2 separate regions of the Mus musculus genome follow, and region 1 is linked to region 2. Evidence: chromatin contacts called from ENCODE POLR2A ChIA-PET data. All regions are on one chromosome and are shown on one strand. Each heading gives the region's core, a stretch centred on a gene start or an enhancer-like site at or near the end of the contact. The rest is flanking DNA. Distances are from core to core; before and after follow the strand shown. Region 1 has its middle 25 kb from the start of Cfap20. Region 2 holds the start of Usb1 (U6 snRNA biogenesis 1).

Region 1 (4,402 bases), core at 1,040-3,539, 77 kb after region 2:
AGAGGCAAGTGAATCTCTGTGAGTTCAAAGCTATCCTGGTCTCCACAGTGAGTCCCAGGACAGCCAGAGTTACAAAGTGAGACGTTTATCTCAATAAGCAACAAACAAAACCAGACAAATCAGCCTCCAGAATTCTTTCCCTGAGGGTGGTGGCGAGGGCTGAGGTCACAAGCCTTGGGAGAGCACTTTGGAGGCCACAGGTAAACAGCGCTGTCTTTGTTTGTTTGTTTGTTCTTTTTTAGAGACAGGATTTCTCTGTATAGCCATGGCTGTTTTGGAACTCACTTTGTAGACTCAGAAATCCGCCTGCCTCTGCCTCCCAAGTGCTGGGATTAAAGGCGTGCTCCACCACCGCCCAGCTAGCAGCGCTGTCTTTAACCTGAGCTGTGTTCATATGTGGGCTTTTAAAAGTTATTCTTCTCACAACTACATTTAATATACTCTTCTGGAAAGATTGCTTAATTTAACAAAATCAAATTGGGGGCTGAGGAGATGCTAAGTTTGCTTGCTGCACAAGCGTGAGGATCTGAGTTCAAATCCCCAGTATTCAAGTTAAAAACAACAACAACAACATAAAGTGGGCCTGGCCATGCAAGCCTATAATCCAGTGGCCCCAAGGGGTGGAGACAACAGAGTTACTGGTTCAGTGAGAGACCCTGTCTCAAAGGAATGAGGCTGAGAGAGAGAGAGAGCAGGACACCAGACATCCTCTGGATGTATCTGTTTTTAGGTAGCTACATCTGCATGCACATGTGTATAACACACGCATGCATGCCCATCAATAGCCTTGGCTCTGACTTATGAAGATACAGATTTATGGGGCCCACTTGTTCAAATGAAGATTACCTGTCCTTATCTCAAGAGATCCATATTTATACTCTCTCTCTCTCTCTCTCCTCTCTGTCCCTCCCTCCTTCCCAGTTCTCCCACTCTGTCCCTTCCCCTCTCCCTCCCTCCATCTCTCCTTCCCAGTTCCCCCAGTCTCTGTTCCTTCCTCTCTCCCCACACTGGTCCAGCCCGGAGGGAACAGGATGATGTGCCGCTTACAGATGTAGAGAAAGATTCAAGTCTGCTCAGAAAGCAAAGCAGTGTAAAGGCCTGCTCTTGGCCCCTAAATTCCCTTCACACCCACCTCTAGATTACATCCCTATGTCTTTTCAATGACCTGGAGGCACAGGGCCTTGGGAAGCAGTCAGCTCATGCCTCTGAGCTGTGATGGAGGCTCAAAGTGATAAACCCACGAGGCGCTGCACATCTGGATTGGAGCATGAGCCTCAGGGAAAAGAATCATGCCCGTTGGTATCCATGGTGTCTGAAGCTAAGCCAAACAGCGCAAGGGGTGGGAGGTGGAACAGACAACAGAAGCCCTTATAAAACATCGCACCGGTTCACTGTAAGACAGGTAAGTGTGAGAGCTTCCATTGGTTCCCCGTCACTCACCAGGGGGTCCCCCACTCTTGCCTCTACAAAGTGAAGCTGTGAGCCTTCCTGACAGAATACAGTCACTGTAGGATCTGTAGTCACTGTAGGATCACCCCCAAGGAATATGAGCCCAGTGCTCAGGAAGCTGTGGCAGGAGGATCATGAGTTGAAGACCTGTGTGCACTACAGAGCAAGACTCCATCTCAAGAGACAAAAGGCTCAAACTATAAATACAATAACCTTCAGGTTCCAAGGCTCACTCTTCAGTCTCCTCTGGTTTTCTAAATATTCGCTTGAACCTAATGCATCCTTTGAGTCAGGCTCTTTCTACTTGCCATTAGAAGTTTCCCTGAGCTTCAGGCTCTGAGCAGGAGAGACTTGGAGACCTTCCCTGAAAACTGAGGAGCACCATGCTACACTCACTGGAAGCAAAGCTGAGAGAGACCTCAGTGGAAGTTCCCTGGTAGGTGTACAGAACAGCCCTGTGTCACCAGTGCCCCCAGCAAGTCCGTTTGGCTCCCTCCTGGGGTGCTTCTGTTGTGGCTCTGGGCTGTGAGTGCCAGGATCCAAGGGAGAAAGCAGGTGTATGGAAATCTGATGGGGTGGCCTGTAGGTCCTACAGCCGGAGACATCCCAAACTGGCTAGGCTCACCGCCTAGTCCTTTCTTAGCCGGACTAGGTGGCTGCCTATGTATCTACCACCAACAAAGACTTGGGAAGTTTCTAAGACTCGGGAAGCTCAGAAAGTTACAAAGTTCACAAGGCTCCTCCCATGCAAGAATAGAGTGTCCACCCAGGCTAGAGCCCTTTTAACAGCCACATGTGCCCAGTGGAGAGGCTACAGTGCCAGCCCAGAGCCTGTCAGACCCAGGGAGCTGTCATAGGGACAGCCGGTAAAAACATGACCTGACTCTCCCTCGGCCCAGGGCCAGGCTGGGCAGTGTAAACTGCCCTCCCTGGAGAGCCCACTGGGGACAATGGAGTGTGACAGTGGTCTCCACACCCAGATAAGTAGCTGGATGGGACTGTGGAGAATGCCTCGATTCTAATGGGCCGGTGCCCCCCATCCATGTTTCTATAACCAACATTGTTCTGACAAAACAATTGTTGCAGTAATGGGATCTTTTCCTGCCAAATTGTATCCGGCTGATATCTTTATTGTTTATTTATCTTTGAGACAGTCTTACTTTGCAGTGCTGGCTGCCCTGGAACTTACTAGGAAGACCAGACAAACCTCGAATTTGCTGAGATCTGCCTGCCTCTGCCAACCAGTTTGTGGCACACACTTGTAATCCCAGCACTGGAGAGACGGAGATAGGTAAACCCCCGGCCAGCCTAGCAAGTCCCGGACTAGTGGCAGATGGCGCCTTCTTTTTTTTTTTTTTTTTTTTTTTTCCCGAGATAGGGTTTCTCTGTATAGCCCTGGCTGTCCTGGAACTCACTTTGTAGACCATGCTGGCCTTGAACTCAGAAATCCACCTGCCTCTGCCTCCCAAGTGCTGAGATTAAAGGCGTGCACCACCACCGCCCGGCTGAAGGTACTTCATGAAGAGCTAGGAAAGCCATGTTGCGGTGGGGGCTGGAGAGATGGCTCAGCAGTTAACAGCATTGGCTGCTCCTCTAGAGGACCCAGGTTTGATTCCCAGTACTCACATGGCAGCCCACAACTATCTCTAACTGCATTTCCAGCGGATCTGATGCTCTTTTAGATATACACACAGGCTAAACACCTAAACGCATGAAACAAATACATTTAACAAAGTATGTGGTGGTAAAAGACTGCCTGGTGTACTGGGTTGAATATGCTACTTTGGGGTTCAGGGTTTGTCCCATCCTGGGTGAGCCTCAGATGAGCTGAGTGTGACCTTGGGCCTCTTTCTCCAGAGGGCTGGGAGTATTAGGATTCACCATGCGGTTTGATTTGTTTTATTAGATATTTACTTTATTTAACGGTCTGGTTTGTATGTGGTGCTGTGGATCAAATTCAAGGCTTTGTGCAAACCAGCCAGCCTCTACCAACCAAGCTGTACATCCCTAGACCCTGTTCACCGTCCTAACACCCTAGCTTTAAGCCTCCCAAACCCCAGAATGACAGTGGCATTCTGAGCAGGCTGCTGCCAGGCCAGCTGTGGAGTGGGCATGTCTTACAAGTCTGAATACGCCGGACAGGATGGGGACCAAGTCTGCCATCACACTTCATTTGAATTAGCCATGGGATACACTCCGTCTATGATCCATCCGTGAAACTTCTACGTCTCTGCTTTCTACTCTCGGCCTCAGAGTTCAGGTAACATGTGGTAACTAACCAATGGCTTTCACCACCAAGGCCAAGCCAAGTCTAGTCCTTGAGGCAGAGGGATGCCAACACAGGGCCAGGAGTACCACAGGATTTCCATTAGGTGACCTGGGTCCTCACACCTGCCACAGAGTGGCTTCCATGTCTTCATAAGTAGGAGTGCAGGTAATTTATTCTGCGACTCTAAAATGTTTTAGCTAAATCCACTGCATGTCCAGGGAAACTGTTCGAATCCCCGGAAGACCTTCAGGAAGTCAGGTCTAGTGCCAGCCAGCTTCTCGGCTGGCCACAAATAAAGCAGTCATTGAGCCAATAAGGGGCATGATAGATCTCTGATCCCCAGAATCAGTCACTGGGACAGCTGCATGCCAATTACAAACTGTCATTCTGAAGGCAGCTTCTACTAAAACAAGACTTCCTAAGGTGCTCTGGTGCAGTACAGCCCTGCCTGCCAGGGGCGACCCCCAGACCAGGCCTCTGCCCCCAAGGTCTCCCCCTTCCCCTAGTTTCTCAATTAGTCATCGCCTGTCATCTTCCTTCTGAATTGAACCAAAGTCAAGGGCCATGCTGTGGTGGAAGCCACTGTTCCGGGGGCCTGGCTCCAGCCTAGATAATATCCGTTTTCCTCAGCACCCCCCACTTCCTCTCAGATGGGTATGCGGAGGATCAGGGAAGCCGGCAGCT
Region 2 (4,204 bases), core at 1,486-3,985:
GTGGCTGCTGCCAGCTTTCTGACATGCTTGGGAAGATGAAACTGGGTTTGGACAGTAATGGCTTCAGTTTCCCCGCTTAAGGTGAACCTAACCCTGAGAGAAGCTACCGGATCTCAGGTTCGGACAAGAACCTCACACAGGGCACAGAGGCCTTGTCAGATAGCCCTTGTCATTAGCCAAGAAGATAGCCTGCAGGACGGGAGGGCTCTTCGAGACAGGGTCCTGGCAATGCTAAGAAGGCTGTGCCTTCCCCAGTAATCGGTTCTGTAGGGAAGAGAGACACAGTGAATATGAGGCAGGAACAAGCAGCTCTCCCCTTTTCCCTTGCGGCCCACACTCACTACACAGACATAAGCTTCTTTAGGGGACGGAGATGCTCAGGGATCGAGCCCTGCTCCCTTCACCTGCTCTCAAAGAGGCAGCTCCTCTCCTCCATGCAAAGGGGAAGAGAGCTTTCTCTATACCCACTTTCTTTAATCCCCATTCTGGGCAGGGCACCTCAGCCTCCACAAATTCCCCACTAGTTTCCATATGGCCCACTCAGTCAGATAGTATGGGGTGACCTGTCCCTAATGCCTGACAGCCCCTTTCACACTGACATGAGAGAACACTACTGTTTGGAATCAAGAGGATCCTGATGGCTGAAGGAAGCCACGCCCCTGAGGTATAAGTTCTAAGGCAGATGGACTCTGGAAGCTAATATTAAGGCAACAATACTAAGAACCACCTAAAAACCCTCTCCTTTGAAAGACTGGTCTACGTTCCTCTTCACCTGCACTCCAGGCCTTTCCCAGGGCACATGCCACTCTAGCTTAACAGGATTAATGGCCTTTCTGGGACCCAAACTCCTGGCCAAAGAGGGTTAAATAACAGGTTTATAGACCCACTGATCAGGTGAACTTCTTCACTCTAGTTATCTCCCAGAGGAACATAAACAGAAGTCCCTTACCCTCTGAGTCTTTGACTGTCAAGGTGTAAGAAATTGTTCTGTTTGCCTGAATTGTACAGATAAAGCATGCCCCAGGGTGTGTCTCCTCCAAGTCCCAAATATTCACAGTAATCACTGCAAGATAAAGCCCACCTAACCACCGCCCCCACCCCATGCCAGCAAATCTCTAATTCACCACTTTGAGATAGTATTAAAGCAATCCCACAGAGAATTATTTTTGGAATCAAAGGCAGCCTCCTTTCTAGGTTCTCAGCTGCTTATAGATTTAAAAGTTTGCAAGTTTTCTTTAAGGGAAGGAAAGTAGAGAATGTTCCCATAAGCCAGCTGGCTTCTAACTGTTCTCTTAAAGAAACCTAAGAATCAAGCTAAAAGTTGTCACCCTCAGCATCTTCTGGGAAGGGAGGGAATAAAGAGGCTGCTGATTTGGGGTAGTACCTAGGAGTACGACCAACCAACCACAGCTGGCCATTTTAGCGTTCCTAAGGTAGAGAGGAGCGGTGGACTGCACGGAACACTGTCTGATCTAGCTGTACTAATCCAACTGTGTGTTATTTTTCCTGGTATGAATGGCTGCCAGCCCCATCAGCCGCCCCCACTCCCCACCTCCTAGAGCAACCCCACTGCCTACCCTGACCCTTCTCCAGTAAGGAGAAGCCAGGAACACTCTTAGCTCACTGCACAAGAGCTGGAGAGAGAAGTGGAGAGGAAAGGCAAAGAGAAGCCCCCACCCGCGCCCCACCCTAGCCCTTTTTCCTCTCAGAGTCACCGAATGAAAGCTGATCTCCTCCCATCAGGCCCAGCTGGGCTGCCTGCTGTCAGCTCCTGCTCCGGATGGCCCAGCCACTGCGTCCCGAAAAGGGGGTGGTTCCGGCCGAGGAAGGCCCCAGAGCCTCAAACGGTGCCCGGGAAGCAACTGTACTTCCAGGCCCAGCCTGGATCGCCTCGGAGCTCAGGAGGCTCTCCCTGGGTGCAGGGGCTACTGGAGTGGCCCCCAGATGCAGTCCCGGGTGCCCTGCCACTCACCTGCTCCAGGGGTCAGGCGCGGGACAAGCGAAGACCAGCTGCTTTCTCTGCCGCCTCTTTATTCCGGCTCCATCCGCCGCGGCGCGGCCTACGCGTCCTGCCAATCCCCGGGCCTCGCGTAGCAGAGGCAGGCAGCGCGGAGTCGGGAGACAGGTTTGCAGCAGCCGGAACCGACGAATCGACCCGCGCACTCGGGTTAGCGGGACCGGGGCAGCGGACGGACGGGCGAGCGGACAGACCGACGGGTCTTGCAGAGACCGGCGGACAGAGGGTCGGCGCGAGGCCGGGTAGGCGGGGCCGGGGGAGGAGCGGCAGCCGGGGCGGCGGCTGCCGAGAAGCCCGCGGCGCGGAGCGAGGCCGCCCCCTGTCGGGGACCCGCGGCCCCGCTGGCCCGAGCCTGTGGGTACGGAGGGGCGGGGCTGGAGCCTCGGGATCCGCTCGCCGGAGCCTACGGTCGCGGAGGAGCCGGGATCCTCATCCCCGGCTCGCCGCAGCCCCACCTGACTCTCCGGTCTTCTGCAGCTGACCTGCGGCTCAGCTCGCTCTCAAGAGGGATCCTGAGACTCCAACTTTTTGCAAGTCTGGCAAACAGACCCGCAGACCTGTGGAACCCACACTGGGGCGACGGAGTGATCCGGAAGGCCGCCTCCTACAGCCTTTACCGCACAGGCGGTGGCCGCCGTCCGTCCTAAGCTCCACTGGGCTTCGCCCCCCGGGTCGCCAGGCCCCGCCCCGAGGTGGAGCTACTCTAGGTCCCGCCCCCCACAGAGCACTTCCGGCTCAGAGGAACTCCGGGCGTCGGATCAGGTTGTCGGTGGACACGGCTTGTGGTCGAGGCCCCATGAGCTCGGCGCCCCTGGTGGGCTACAGCAGCAGCGGTTCAGAGGATGAAGCGGAGGCTGTCGCCGCGGGGCGGAGCAAACCGGGTACTGGCTTCCACCGTTGGTGAGGATCGAGGAATTTTTCTCTCTCGAGCGTAGATTCTTTTGAAACCCTAGTGGGACCCGAGCCTCCCGGGGAACCAAGAGGGTGGGTCAGTTCCCCGGTAAGAGAAAAAGGGATGTCGAGGGAAAGGATTCAGGACACACCCTGGACAAAGCCCTGGAATGGCACTACCACACACACACCCTGGCTAAGGCAAAGTTGGGAGTGAGGACACGGGTTCAAGTCCAGCCCTCTCCGTTGGTGCGTTTTTTTTTTTTTTTTTTCTCTTTTGGAAAGCAACTATGTTTCTTCCCAGATGTTTCCTCGTTTGAACACTATGCAATAATAACCCAAGCTTTTCGTTCGTCTAGTAAATGGTTAATGAATAGCCACCGTGAGCCACACGGTAGACTGGAGACACCAGCCTGTTGAAAAACCCATGAAAATCTCATGCGCCAAGAGGCTTAAATCTTCGAGGTTCTTAAATACTGGTCTTTGCTGACTGTAGTGTGTCGGTTCATTGCACAAGAGCTCTAGCAAGTAAAAATATGCTCTACACGTGAGGAAATTAATGTAAGCCAAGATCACAGAGCTACTTGAGTTCAGGCCTGTCCAACTATCTAATAGGGACCTCCAAGCCACACTGCTACCTGCTGAAATGTTTCCATGGGGACCAAGAGCCAGCTGAGGTCTGCCTTCCCAGCTAGGAAACTTAAGCAGTTCTAGAAAGCTATGGTTCTTTAGTAGAAGCTCAACCCCTTCCTGGAAATGAACACTCAGCCATTGTGGCTGAGGGAGGAGGATCAAGTTCGAGGCCAACATGGCAAGACTGGTGTGGGTAAGAATCACTGTGCATAACAGCTTAGAACTACCGTTGTTCAAAGGGGTATCAATGAGGATAAATGTGTGTTCTTCTTTTGCAGTGGCCAGAACCCCGTTCCCAGTGAGAAGCTTCCAGTGCCTGACAGTGTGCTAAGTATGTTCCCCAGCACAGAGGAAGGGCCTGAGGACGACAGTGCAAAGCATGGCGGTCGAATCCGAACCTTTCCCCATGAGCGGGGCAACTGGGCCACCCACATCTACATACCGTGTGAGTCACTGACTAAAGTGCCTCTAGCTCTGGCTAGGAGGAAGACACCAGGGCTGCTGTGTGCTGGACTCAGCTCCCACCGCAGACCTGAGGAGACAATGGACTGCCTAACTGCTGAAGTAGACCTTCCTGCACTGGGTGTTCTGTCAGCTACTGGGTGTCTCATTTCTGCACCTCTAAAGTGGGGGTGATGCTATCTATCTCTTTGGAAGATTAAA

The links. ChIA-PET counts read pairs that join two places held with the same protein, here RNA polymerase II (POLR2A).
Region 1: POLR2A ChIA-PET joins it to region 2 with 10 read pairs in Patski. The contact joins the enhancer-like site here to the promoter of Usb1 in region 2. POLR2A ChIA-PET finds 5 or more read pairs at or near these places in 2 of 5 experiments (Patski and embryonic stem cell).

What each region holds. Positions count from the first base shown.
Region 1 is chr8:95,407,367-95,411,768 of GRCm38, forward strand. No RefSeq gene overlaps it. Among named protein-coding and RNA genes, the nearest start is that of Cfap20, 25 kb to the right of the region's middle. Within about 2 kb of position 2,290, at least 1 of the 3 ENCODE cell types and tissues checked has a DNase peak (open chromatin) inside an H3K27ac peak, as active enhancers do.
Region 2 is chr8:95,329,549-95,333,752 of GRCm38, forward strand. Usb1 (U6 snRNA biogenesis 1) reads left to right here and starts at 2,736. Exons shown (of 7, transcript NM_133954.2): 1 at 2,736-2,917; 2 at 3,820-3,986. The coding sequence starts at 2,814. Zfp319 (zinc finger protein 319) reads right to left here and starts at 2,263. Exons shown (of 2, transcript NM_024467.4): 1 at 1,973-2,263; 2 at 1-264. The coding sequence starts at 25.